Linked DNA regions of Mus musculus: region 2 is linked to region 1. Evidence: chromatin contacts called from ENCODE Hi-C data. All regions are on one chromosome and are shown on one strand. The core of a region is the stretch at or near the end of the contact, and the rest is flanking DNA. Distances in the headings are between cores, read along the strand shown.

Region 1 (5,282 bases), core at 1,534-4,033:
AGCCCTGCGTAAAGCCTTCATTTTAAAAGGTGATGACATACACCTATAACTCCAGCATCCTAGGGGTGGAGGCACAAGAATCAGAAGTTGATCACAGCCTACAGAGCTGTGGGTTTGAGGCCAGGCTGTGCTAGTTGAGACCCTAAAGAGGAAGGGAGGGATGGAGAATGAGGAAGAGGAGATGGATGAGGTTGGAAGAGAGGTTCTCTAGGCTTATGGTCAGGTTGGGATGTGAGGCAGCAGGAAGAACACAGTAGGAATAAAACTCCTGCCTCCCTTCCCAGGGCACACTCAGACCTTCAGACAAAGGCAACACCCCCACCCACCCACCATGACTGTGGCACTCACTGGCCAAATAACAACATAGTAGCACCCAGACCTCCTTAGCAAGGACAGCACTAAAGAACACAGTCTCCCTAAGTGCAAAGACTGGCCAGAGACCAGTGGCACCAAGGAACCGGATCACCTGAGAGCTTCCAGGTCACCTGGAGACCCAGAAGAGTCCGAACTTCCAGACTCTAGTTCCAAAGCACTCTCCAAAACCATCAGCCTCTCCAGGAAGGATGGTTCAGCTCACTTGGGGACCAGAGCCCAGAAAAGGCTCCTGGAAAAAGACTTGATTGACCTCCTCCACCAGTGAAGTGAAGATTTAACATCATGAAAAGAAGCTGGTGGTGGCACATACCTTTATTCCCAGAACTTAGGCGGCAGAGACAGATCTCTGAGTTTGAGGCCAGCCTGGTCTATAGAGTGAGCTCCAGGACAGCCAGGGCTACACAGAGAAACCCTGATTGGAAAAACCAACCAGAGAAAACATTGTGAAAAGACGCAACTCTGCTTTTGTCGGCACAAACACAGCTTTGTAGGTGGCATGGGAGGCTGCTTGGGTGGAGGGTATGAGGTCTAGCTTCCACTAGTTTCTTCCGCTTCTGTTTTTCTATACTAGATGTAGGGCATACTTTGAGAAAGCCAGAGATGAGATAAATGCAGATGGCTCAGGTAAGGTGGTCAATGGGGGAGGGGGCTGTGGGGGCTGCTGAGAAGTCCTACTGCCCTCCAGAGGGCAGGCTAGGAGGGGACCAGTACAAGGCTGGCCACTTTGCCTAGGTCTCAGATGGGTTCCAGTTCTCTGGTTTCCTTAACTATGCAAAGTGCTGGTGCTTTCTCAGCTCCCTCTTTTCTTCTCTCCCATCCTGTCCTCATTCTCTCCTTCCTTCCCTCCCTCTTCTCTCTTCCATACAACCAGCAGGCACTGACAGTCCACACTGTCCCCTCTGCCGGCCAATTACACACCATGGAAGCCATACCCCACCCCCACCCCCGCTCCTTTCTTTGCGAATAGGGCCCAGCAGGCATCCTCTCTTACCGCTGTTCTTTCCTTTTCCAGCACTACAAGAATCAGTGAGAATCGCCAAGTCACATCTACCACCTCTCCCAAAATCTCCAACCGTTTTCACACACACACACACACACACACACACACACACCACAGACCAAGGCACTGACTGACTCCCCACACCCAACACCTGTTCAACCTCAGAGACAGAGACCCCACAAGCCTACCCTTGGTGGTCACAGACACCCGCTACCAGATCTTGGGATCTCCTGAAGTACTTTGGCTTGGACTCACACCAAGCATTTGGCTCACCCCTAGTACCTAGTTTATTCCAAATCTGCAAGTGGAAGAAAGGAAGAAGAGTCTGAAGGATCGGGATACTGGCCTTTAAAGGAGCCATAGACCCTCGGTTACACACACCATCCTTCTCAATCTTTCCCCCAAACCTCTTTTTAAAGCTGAGTCAAATACAATGAGACTGTTCCCCACACTTCCTGACACTGTCTAAACAGAAGCGGGACTCTGCAGAACGTGTAGCCAAGAGGACACAGGCTCCTGTCCAGAGATCCGTCTGGAGCAGGCACTGAACAAGGGGCTGCTCCAGGACAGAAGCGCGAGAAAAAAAAAAAGCCCGTGCTCAGTCTCATTCTCTAGGTGTCAGTCCCAGGAGTGACAACCTCAGAGCTGCGGGAGAGCCCAGCGTTTGCTCTTGGCAGTACAACCTGGCGGTCTGCCGGTCCAGCTCCGCACCTCACCCTGGCTGGGGACAGCATCCGCCTCCCGGGCTTGTCTGGCGAAACTCGCGGGATCCCCACAATAAGTGGCTGTTCTGTGTGCCTGAGTGTGAGTGCCTTGGTTGGGGGACGCGTGCCCTGAACCCCAGACCTACACCCCACTCTCTACCGTCGCCCCCACCGCACCAAGTTCCGGAGCCCAGCAAACCTCCTCTTTTCTGCCGGGTCGAGTCAGGGTCGCCTCCTCGAGCTCTGAGTTTTCCATCAAGCGGAGCCAGACTGAAAGCTAGGTGCATTTCCCTGGAGATATAGGGAACAGAGGGAAGAGGGCGAGAGGGACCAATGGGTAGGGAGTAATAAAGTTTATGAGAGGGTGTGGGGCGGTCTTCTGTACCACGGGGCTGTCCAGTCTCCCATTGCCAGGCTCTAAACACCGCCCCACGCGAGGAGGCGCGAAGACACCATCCCCTCCCCCTTCTCCACATATCTCTTTTCCTCCTATCCCTCCTCCTTCTCCTCTTTCCCTCCCCTTGTCTCTCTTCCCCTCACTCCCTCCTCCTTTTTTCCTCCCCCTGAACGAACTCCCGTTGCGCTGCGCCTACTGGATCCACCCAGAGTCCTGGAACCCCAGCTCGCGCCCAATCGCCGACGGGGGCGGGGCCTGTAGGGGGCGGGGCAGATGGAGGAAGGGGTGGGGAGGGGCAGGGAGGGACCTGCTACCCTGAGCTAGGACTAGCGGCTGCTGTGGCCCAAGCAGCAGTGGCGGCGGGCATGGGCGATGGGGGCGCGGAGCGGGACCGCGGCCCCAAGCGCCGGGAGGAGCCTGGTGGCCGCAGCGGGCGTCACGGAGAGCACCGCGGAGCGGAAGATTTGCGTGCTGACACAGGTAGCGCGAGTCCGAGGGAGATTGCTGGGACCTCCGCCTCCAGCCCTGCGGGCTCCAGGGAGAGCGGAGGGGACAGCGACGGACAGCAGGCGCTCGGTGAGACAGACCACTGCCGCCGCATCCTGGTACGAGGTAAGGGGACAGCCGCAGCTCTGATTCCCTGGGCCACCAAGCTGCCTTTCCTGGGGCCTCCGACATCCCTACAACGTCCATCTCTCAGATCATACAGTGGTTCATTCATTTGGTAGTTCATCCTGTAAATACTCCGAGTGCCTATTGTGTGCGGGACACTGAGCTGAACGCGGGGGACAAAGCAGGGGGCTGGACCTTGTTTCGTCCTGCTGGACCGGTGCTCTCTCTCTCTCTCTCTCTCTCTCTCTCTCTCTCTCTCTTTCTCTCTCTCTAGGCCCATCCGGGCTGGTTGGTGTAGTAAGGACACGAATCAGTTGGAGAAGCCCGACACCGAGAGCCAGGGCCTCCGCGCCGGGGTCCCCGGAGCAAGGGCGGAGAAAGTCACGCGCGCGCTGTAGGGACAGGATTGGGAGGGACCCGAGTGGGCAGCTGCTGAGGAAGGCTGGGCCACGCAGGCAGTCGGATGCGTCCCCGCTTCAACCCAGCCTTATTTCCCAGCACCTAGCCTTGCGTGGGTTGAGGCTTAGAGATGGCTGGGTGGGCGGTAGGGTAGCCTGACCTGCCGCGGCTCCGCTGCTCCAGTTTTCCCACTCGCTTGGATACCGCCGGCTCCGGCGCTCCTCCGCCTGGCCTGGCCGCCTGGCCTGGCCGACGCTTTCTTCCTCGGCTCCACCCGCCCTCACCCGAAGTCGGAGCCCCTTCACCCATCCCCCTTCAACCCCCGCAGCAAACTTGCTTTCCCGGCACTCTCCTGCCATCGCTCATCCAGATCCAAACCTCCAATGCCAGTATCCTGGGTCTGGGCCTCTCCCAGGTAGACACTTGGAGAAAGAAGTCTCGGGTCCTGCGGTCAACTGGATCCTAGGCCTGAGGCCTGTTGTTTTTCCGCCATCCTGGGGTTTCGGACTCACTCACTTGGCTTCCCCCAGCTGCCTCCCACAGGCCTCAGGAGGCCTGTAGCCAACTTTCTTTTACGGAGGGAAACCTAGGTTTCTGTCACCCAAGTCAATATCTTAGAGCAGGTGGAGTACAACTTTCCTGACCCCCACCACCACTGTCACCATGTGAGTGGCCCTGGGGATCTGAGAGCCAGCTAGGGCAGGGCATGGAGGTACAGGAAGCTCTCTTAAATTAAGACGCTGCCAGGGACCCTGAATAAAGAAACACTCCTGGGAATAGGTGTGGTCATTGGAAGGCTGGGTGGCTACTGCCATTCTAGGGACCCGCTTGATGGTGTAAGACAGTTACACCACCAGGAATCCCCGCAGGTGTGAGGACTTGTAGGTTACCTGGGGTTAATATGAATTCCCTTTTGTCATCTGAGGGGTTCTAAGGACAAGGAGCGACCACCAGTTGAGTTTCGTTGAGGGAATCTGCAAGCCTTCCAGAAATGAAGACACAGCCTAAGCTCTTAGGCTAAGGACCTTGCCAGTGCTATGCATTAAGAATAGGCGTCTCCCCTGGTCAGGATGACTGAGTTATGCGCCCAAACACCATCTTCCTCCATTCTACCAACCTTTATGTAGATCAAATAAATCTTGCTCGTGGGCATCAGTGGGACTGTCTCTGGTGCAGACTTGCAGAGGTGGGAGTAAAATGTGGCCCTCTGTCCTCTGGGATAGAGCCATTTAAGTCAAGTAGAGACGCGCATGCCGGGTACCTCTTCAGGGGTATACTTTTATAATGTACCCACACAAGGTAATTCCTTTACATTTGTAAAATATAATGGAAATATTAAATACAAGTACAGTTATCCACTGGACTGAAATAAAAAGCAAATGCAGAAACGTAAATCCCTCTGCCCCTCCCCCATTTAATGACAAGGCTGTCATTACAGGCCTGAAATGCCGGGGACGTCATTTACTGCTAATCCCTCCTAGGCAGGGTCACCCGTGTCAGTCACTGCTCGAAGCCCCACCACAGCTGAGGGTAGAGGCTTCCATGAGAAAAGCCAACCCAACACTGGGGAAGGCAAGCCCCCATTGTCCAAAATTAAGAGCCCTCCTTAGTACATTTTACCCTTGTCCTCTGGTCCTCTGAGTACGTAGCCCCCTCAATTCTTCTAAGGTGCAAAGGAGAGCTTATGTGGGCATAAGAAATGACCCCACCCTCTCCACTTCTTTTCACCCTCCTTCCCACGCCCGGGTGTGGCATTGGTTGAGAGAGGTTTTTAGCACTGGAAAGGCCAAGGGCA
Region 2 (5,282 bases), core at 1,583-4,082, 4.5 Mb after region 1:
CTGAAGGTATCTTAGGAACCTCAGAGTGGGCGTTTGTAAGTTGAAATAAATCTGCTTTCGTTGGGGGGGGGCGGTGGGGTTGGGGAAAATCGAATCTAAGCCATCTTGGGAACTGACTCGGACCTCCCTGTTGTTTGTTTGGACTTTTTAGTGGTGGTTCATTTTTGGCCTAGTAGTGGCTTCTTGGCTTTGTGGATCTACCTGATTCACACACGTTCATCAGCATCAGCACAGGCTCCCCTCTATTCGCCAACTCAGTGCTCTGCTATCCTAGCCTGCAATTTTCCCTTTCAGACGGGTTAGTTCCTGCTGGAAAACCCAGCAGACCCGCATCAGACGCAGGGACTCCAACCTCAGCAGGGGCTCGGCCCAGCTGGCTGGTTGCTTGCAGTTTCCAGAAGGCAACCTTGGGTCCTCAAAGGACCTGGCAGGACCACCCTCCTCCTCTCCCATGCCCAGTCTGTGGGCAGGCTAGGCTGTTGCGGGTCTCCTGAGGCCCAGGCTCAAGCATAGCTTAACCACCCGGTTAAGCCCTTGTTGCATGGCGATTTTCTGAGCTGCCGAACGGAGTAATTAAATCCCCCTCTGTACTCCGCTCTGCGCCAGCACCGTGAGAAACCCCGGGCTCTCGTTTCGAGTGGGAACCCACCAAGCTTGGCCATTTTCACCTCTATGACAGGCAGGACGCTGCCCGGTCCGCAATGTGGCATGGAAAAGACAACCCCCATCTCGTTCAAACAGGGAGATAATTTTAATTGCGACTTTGGGAGAAAAGAGGGAAATTACCTGCTCCGGGCGAGGGGGAGGGTATCTGCTCGGAGACCCCCGCCTTGACAGCCGCCGCGCCGACTCGGTCAGGGCAGTTTCCTCTGCGCACCGCGTTCTCCTCCTAGAACTCTGCAGGGCCATGGAATTCGGCCGCATGGGGTACCGTTGTCGAAAATGGGGTTATCGCCGGCTTTGAGAGGCCTTTAGAATCTCCTGCTAGGTTCCAGGGACATAGAACAATCTGGAAACTCCACGACGATTTCGCCTTGCTCGTTAATGGAGAATCATGGGCTAAAGGCTGGGAGAAGCCGAGAAAGCCTTCCCGAAAGCGGGTCCTAAGTGAACCGCGCAGTGGGAGCGCGAATCTGGCTGGCACTGAGACCACCCACCTGCCCAGCCGACCCCGAGGCACTGCGGTCTCGCGCCCCTCTAGCCCCTGGATCCCTCTTGCTAGACCTCCCGCCTCGGCTGGGCGCGGACTCCCGAGCCTCCTGGGCCCCTGATGGCTCTGGAGCACAGAGGCGCGGGGAATACAGCGGACAGCAGGACCCCCCCCCCCCCGCGCCAGGGAGCAAGAGGCGCGGGTTTCCGGTCCAGTGGAGTTCTGCACCCCGGGCCCCAGGCCTTTACCTGTTCCAGGGCCTCGGACAGACAGATGGACGCCAGCCGCAGAGGCCAGAGGAGGCCCTGCCGTGCGCGCGCCCCCTCAGCGCTGTCCGCAGAGGACCTGGGAGGGGGTGACGGGGGCGCGCCCGAGAAGCTGAGCCCTCCTGGCTGGGCGCCCCCCGAGCCGAGGGGACCGAGGGCTTTCCACCCTCCTTGGATTATTAAAAAGTTCATTTCCTGGCGAATCGGGTGACGTCAGGGGCCCGGCGTCGCGGTGGCGGGGCCGCCGGGCCGGAGAAGCCGCCTCCAGTTACCCAATTACGGACTGTCAATCCTGCCGCCCCTCCCCCATCCTTGGGGGCGGCGGGGACCCCAGCCTTTCCCCAGCTCGGGACCAACCTGGGACTCCTCTGGAATTATTCTTTAGGGGTTTCGGTCCCTGCAAAGATAGAGGAGCTATGTGGAGGGCTCCAAGCTTGGCCAATCCATCGCACCTGTCTAGATTCCCCTAAAAGTCTTGGACTCACAAGCTTCTTTCTGGACTCTTGGAGTTTAGGTCTCCCATCTATAGCCAGGGAGGGAGCTAGGTTTGTATACTCGCCACTGAACTCACTTGTCTCTCCAGAATGGAGGTGTTGTGGAGAAAAACTCCAGGTGACTTTGGGGAAAAAGTGCTCACAACATTGCTTCCCTCTCCCTAAAGACCGTCTCGGGGACCCTTAGAAAGAAAAAATATATATGGTTAATACCCCGGGAGTCTCCCTTCAGCCGACTCTGGCGCCAGTTTCCCGCTCCACGGCCTCGCCCCAGGCAGTTCAGCCTGGTGGTCTACTAAGGCCCCGCCCGGAGCCCTTCCCCCTCCCTGGGCCACTGGCTTGACCGCGACCATTATTGGTCTAGCACAGCCTCAAGTGTCTTAGTGCTCAAAGTTCGGGTGCCCTAGAGAAGTCCACAATCCCTAGACTCATGTTGTCCAGCGGATCCTACCAGCCTCTTGCACAGCTATCCCTGATAGAAGGACAGAGAGTTTGGGGAGTCAGTTGGATTTGGGCTGGCCGTCGTCCGTAGCAGTGGAGGTGGGGCTCCGCCCGAGAGTAGAAAGCTGTGGTCCCAGCAGAGAGATACCCAGAAGGTGCACGTCTCGGCTCCTGGGAAGTCAGGGACCCTATTCGTGCCTAGTTGCTGGGAGGGCAGAGGTTGGAAGACCTGAGCGTCTGCCGGAGGGGTGCAGGGTCTGCCCACGGCGAAGGTCCCCTGGGGGGGGGGGGCGTTGGCATCAGAGGCCGCAGAGAGGGCGCTGGTAGGGGGCCAGGCAGCCTAGGAGGCCAGCTTGCGGGTCATTCCCGAAGTCCAGCGGCCAAAGCGGCGGGAGCAGCCAATGGGGGGGCGGAGGCTGGGCGGCGCGCGGCGCTGATTGGCTGGCGCCGGCTTCATAGGCGTGCGCGGCCCCCGCTTCACGTCTGTGCAGGAGTCGGCAGCTGGCGCCAGGGCGGCCGGAGGATGCAGAGGGGCCGGAGCCGGGCGGGCCGGAGGCCGAGACGCGCGCTGTCCCCCACCCCTATCCCGTGAATCCGCCGGCCCTGGAACGCGCTGTCGCTGGGCCCGCCGTACCCGGGCTCTCCTGGTGTCTCTTACTCTCTACTGCTGAGCCCTCCCCTTCCCGCGCCGCTGCGAGTGTAAGTTTGAGGTTCAGGGGGCTTGTGGACATTCCTAGGTTGGAGGGATCTCTGTGGAGCTCAGACCAGGATCTCCTGTGGGCGATTACGTTCTTATGCTTTGGGGAGAGGTTGGCTGACTGCTAGAGAGTGCATTGGGGACCGGCTCGCAGCCCCAGGAACTGCGGGTGCGTTTTTTGGGGTGGCCCGGGGTGTTGGGGGTTAGTTTGTGTATATATTGTCAAAGTGTTACGGGGGCGTGGGAGAGCGTGTGCCCCAGAGTGGATGTCTAGGCAACTGTCTCTAACTTTTAGTCAGAGTTTATGTGTTTGTGTGCCCAGAGGACAGGGGCACGGTGTGAGAACCTGATTTCAGTTCCGCGTGCGTTTTGGGGGGGTCACCGATGTCAGGACCTATCCGTGTGTGTGACCTCGTGTATGTGGAGTTGCGTCTGTGGGAACGCGAGTTTCCCTGCAAGTGTATGAGGCTGAACCCCTTCCTTCACCTTCCTTTCGTTTTAAACCTTGCGCTTTCCTTCCACCCGGGACTGGTCCTCAGTGAAGCTCCGATGGAACGTCTTTGCTCTCAAGACACAGACTTTGGGAATGGGGGTGTCAGAAGGCGGCAGTGTCCTTCACATTCCCTCTGTTATCCAGGGCCGCCCCACCTTCGCCTGGTTCCCAAGACACAGTAGTGGACCATGGAGGTGGCGCCTGAGCAGCCTCGCTGGATGGCGCACCCCGCCGTATTGAATGCGCAGCACCCCGACTCGCACCATCCGGGCCTGGCGCATAACTACATGGAGCCAGCACAGCTGCTGCCTCCCGACGAGGTGGATGTCTTCTTCAACCATCTCGACTCGCAGGGCAACCCTTACTACGCCAACCCGGCCCACGCGCGCGCGCGCGTTTCCTACAGCCCGGCGCATGGTGAGCTTTGGCCCCCGAGGTTTCTGGAAGCCTGGCGCCCGGGCCAGGCCTTGGAGGGGGGACGGCCTGTTGCTGCTTCCCGGATGTGGGATCCACAGGAATCTGAGCAGCTGCGAAATCGGGCCTAAGAAGATGGAGGCAGGGACTTCTTAGGGAGGGTCTGGGACCTGTAGGGTTTCGGTCCATTTCCAAGTGTCTTGGCGGGGGTGGGGGTGGGGGAATCCTTCTGGGCCCTGTCCGGTGGGGCTGCTGTGTCACTTGTCCTTCGGCCTTTCACTGACATTGCTGATGATTACAGGCTGAGGTGTTACGTTTCTGATGTTTTAAAGGGTGGGGCTGCTGATGGTAGTTCGCTGAGTTGTGATCCTGTGTGCCCGGGTCATGGCTCTGAAGCCCCTGGTCATCCTCACCCCCTTTCCCTCTGCACAGCCCGTCTCACCGGAGGCCAGATGTGCCGACCACACTTGTTGCACAGCCCAGGCTTGCCGTGGCTGGACGGGGGCAAAGCAGCTCTCTCTGCCGCCGCTGCCCATCACCACAGTCCCTGGACCGTCAGCCCGTTCTCCAAGACCCCGCTGCACCCCTCAGCTGCTGGAGCACCCGGAGGGCCTCTGTCTGTTTACCCAGGGGCTGCGGGTGGGAGCGGGGGAGGCAGTGGGAGCTCCGTGGCCTCCCTCACCCCCACTGCAGCCCACTCGGGCTCCCATCTCTTCGGCTTCCCACCCACGCCACCCAAAGAAGTGTCTCCAGACCCCAGCACAACAGGAGCTGCTTCCCCGGCCTCTTCTTCTGCAGGGGGTAGTGTAGCCCGGGGTGAGGACAAGGATGGCGTCAAGTACCAAGTGTCACTCTCCGAGAGCATGAAGATGGAAGGCGGCAGTCCCCTGCGCCCGGGCCTAGCTACCATGGGCACCCAGCCTGCAACACACCACCCGATACCCACCTATCCCTCCTATGTGCCCGCCGCAGCTCATGACTATGGCAGCAGTCTCTTCCATCCAGGAGGCTTCCTGGGTGGCCCCGCCTCCAGCTTCACCCCTAAGCAGAGAAGCAAGGCTCGCTCCTGCTCAGGTAAAGGCAGGTGTGGGACTTCAGGGCCTGTGGGTGTGGTGTGCCTCTGTAAAAGGGGTCCGTGGTCTGATAGAGGGGCCATGCTAGGGCGCCTGATTTAAGAATGGGTGGTGGTCATCTCTGATAGTCCACAGGCATTTGAAGTTCCCTGTGGGGAGGAAGAAACCCCTAAAACTTTCATCCTGCCGTTAAGTGCTCCTAGGAACCCCCATGTTCAGCTCCTCTCCGCACCCCTCCTCATGGCCTCCTCTCC

The links. Hi-C counts contacts between places; a loop is a spot of excess contacts on that map.
Region 2: a map of left cerebral cortex shows a loop between it and region 1 (7-fold over the local background). The contact joins the promoter of Gata2 here to the promoter of Vax2 in region 1. A Hi-C loop is called at or near these places in 6 of 37 maps with a recorded cell type or tissue (ES-E14 and left cerebral cortex).

The regions. Positions count from the first base shown.
Region 1 is chr6:83,708,456-83,713,737 of GRCm38, forward strand. Vax2 (ventral anterior homeobox 2) reads left to right here and starts at 2,784. Exons shown (of 3, transcript NM_011912.4): 1 at 2,784-3,088. The coding sequence starts at 2,842. Vax2os (ventral anterior homeobox 2, opposite strand) reads right to left here and starts at 3,746. Exons shown (of 6, transcript NR_002871.2): 1 at 3,648-3,746; 2 at 2,279-2,370. Gm32943 (a long non-coding RNA gene) reads right to left here. Exons shown (of 4, transcript XR_003956456.1): 3 at 4,605-4,793; 4 at 4,343-4,469.
Region 2 is chr6:88,195,832-88,201,113 of GRCm38, forward strand. Gata2 (GATA binding protein 2) reads left to right here and starts at 2,833. Exons shown (of 6, transcript NM_008090.5): 1 at 2,833-3,050; 2 at 3,686-3,958; 3 at 4,388-5,029. The coding sequence starts at 3,730. Gm38708 (a long non-coding RNA gene) reads right to left here and starts at 1,552. Exons shown (of 4, transcript XR_001785312.2): 1 at 787-1,552.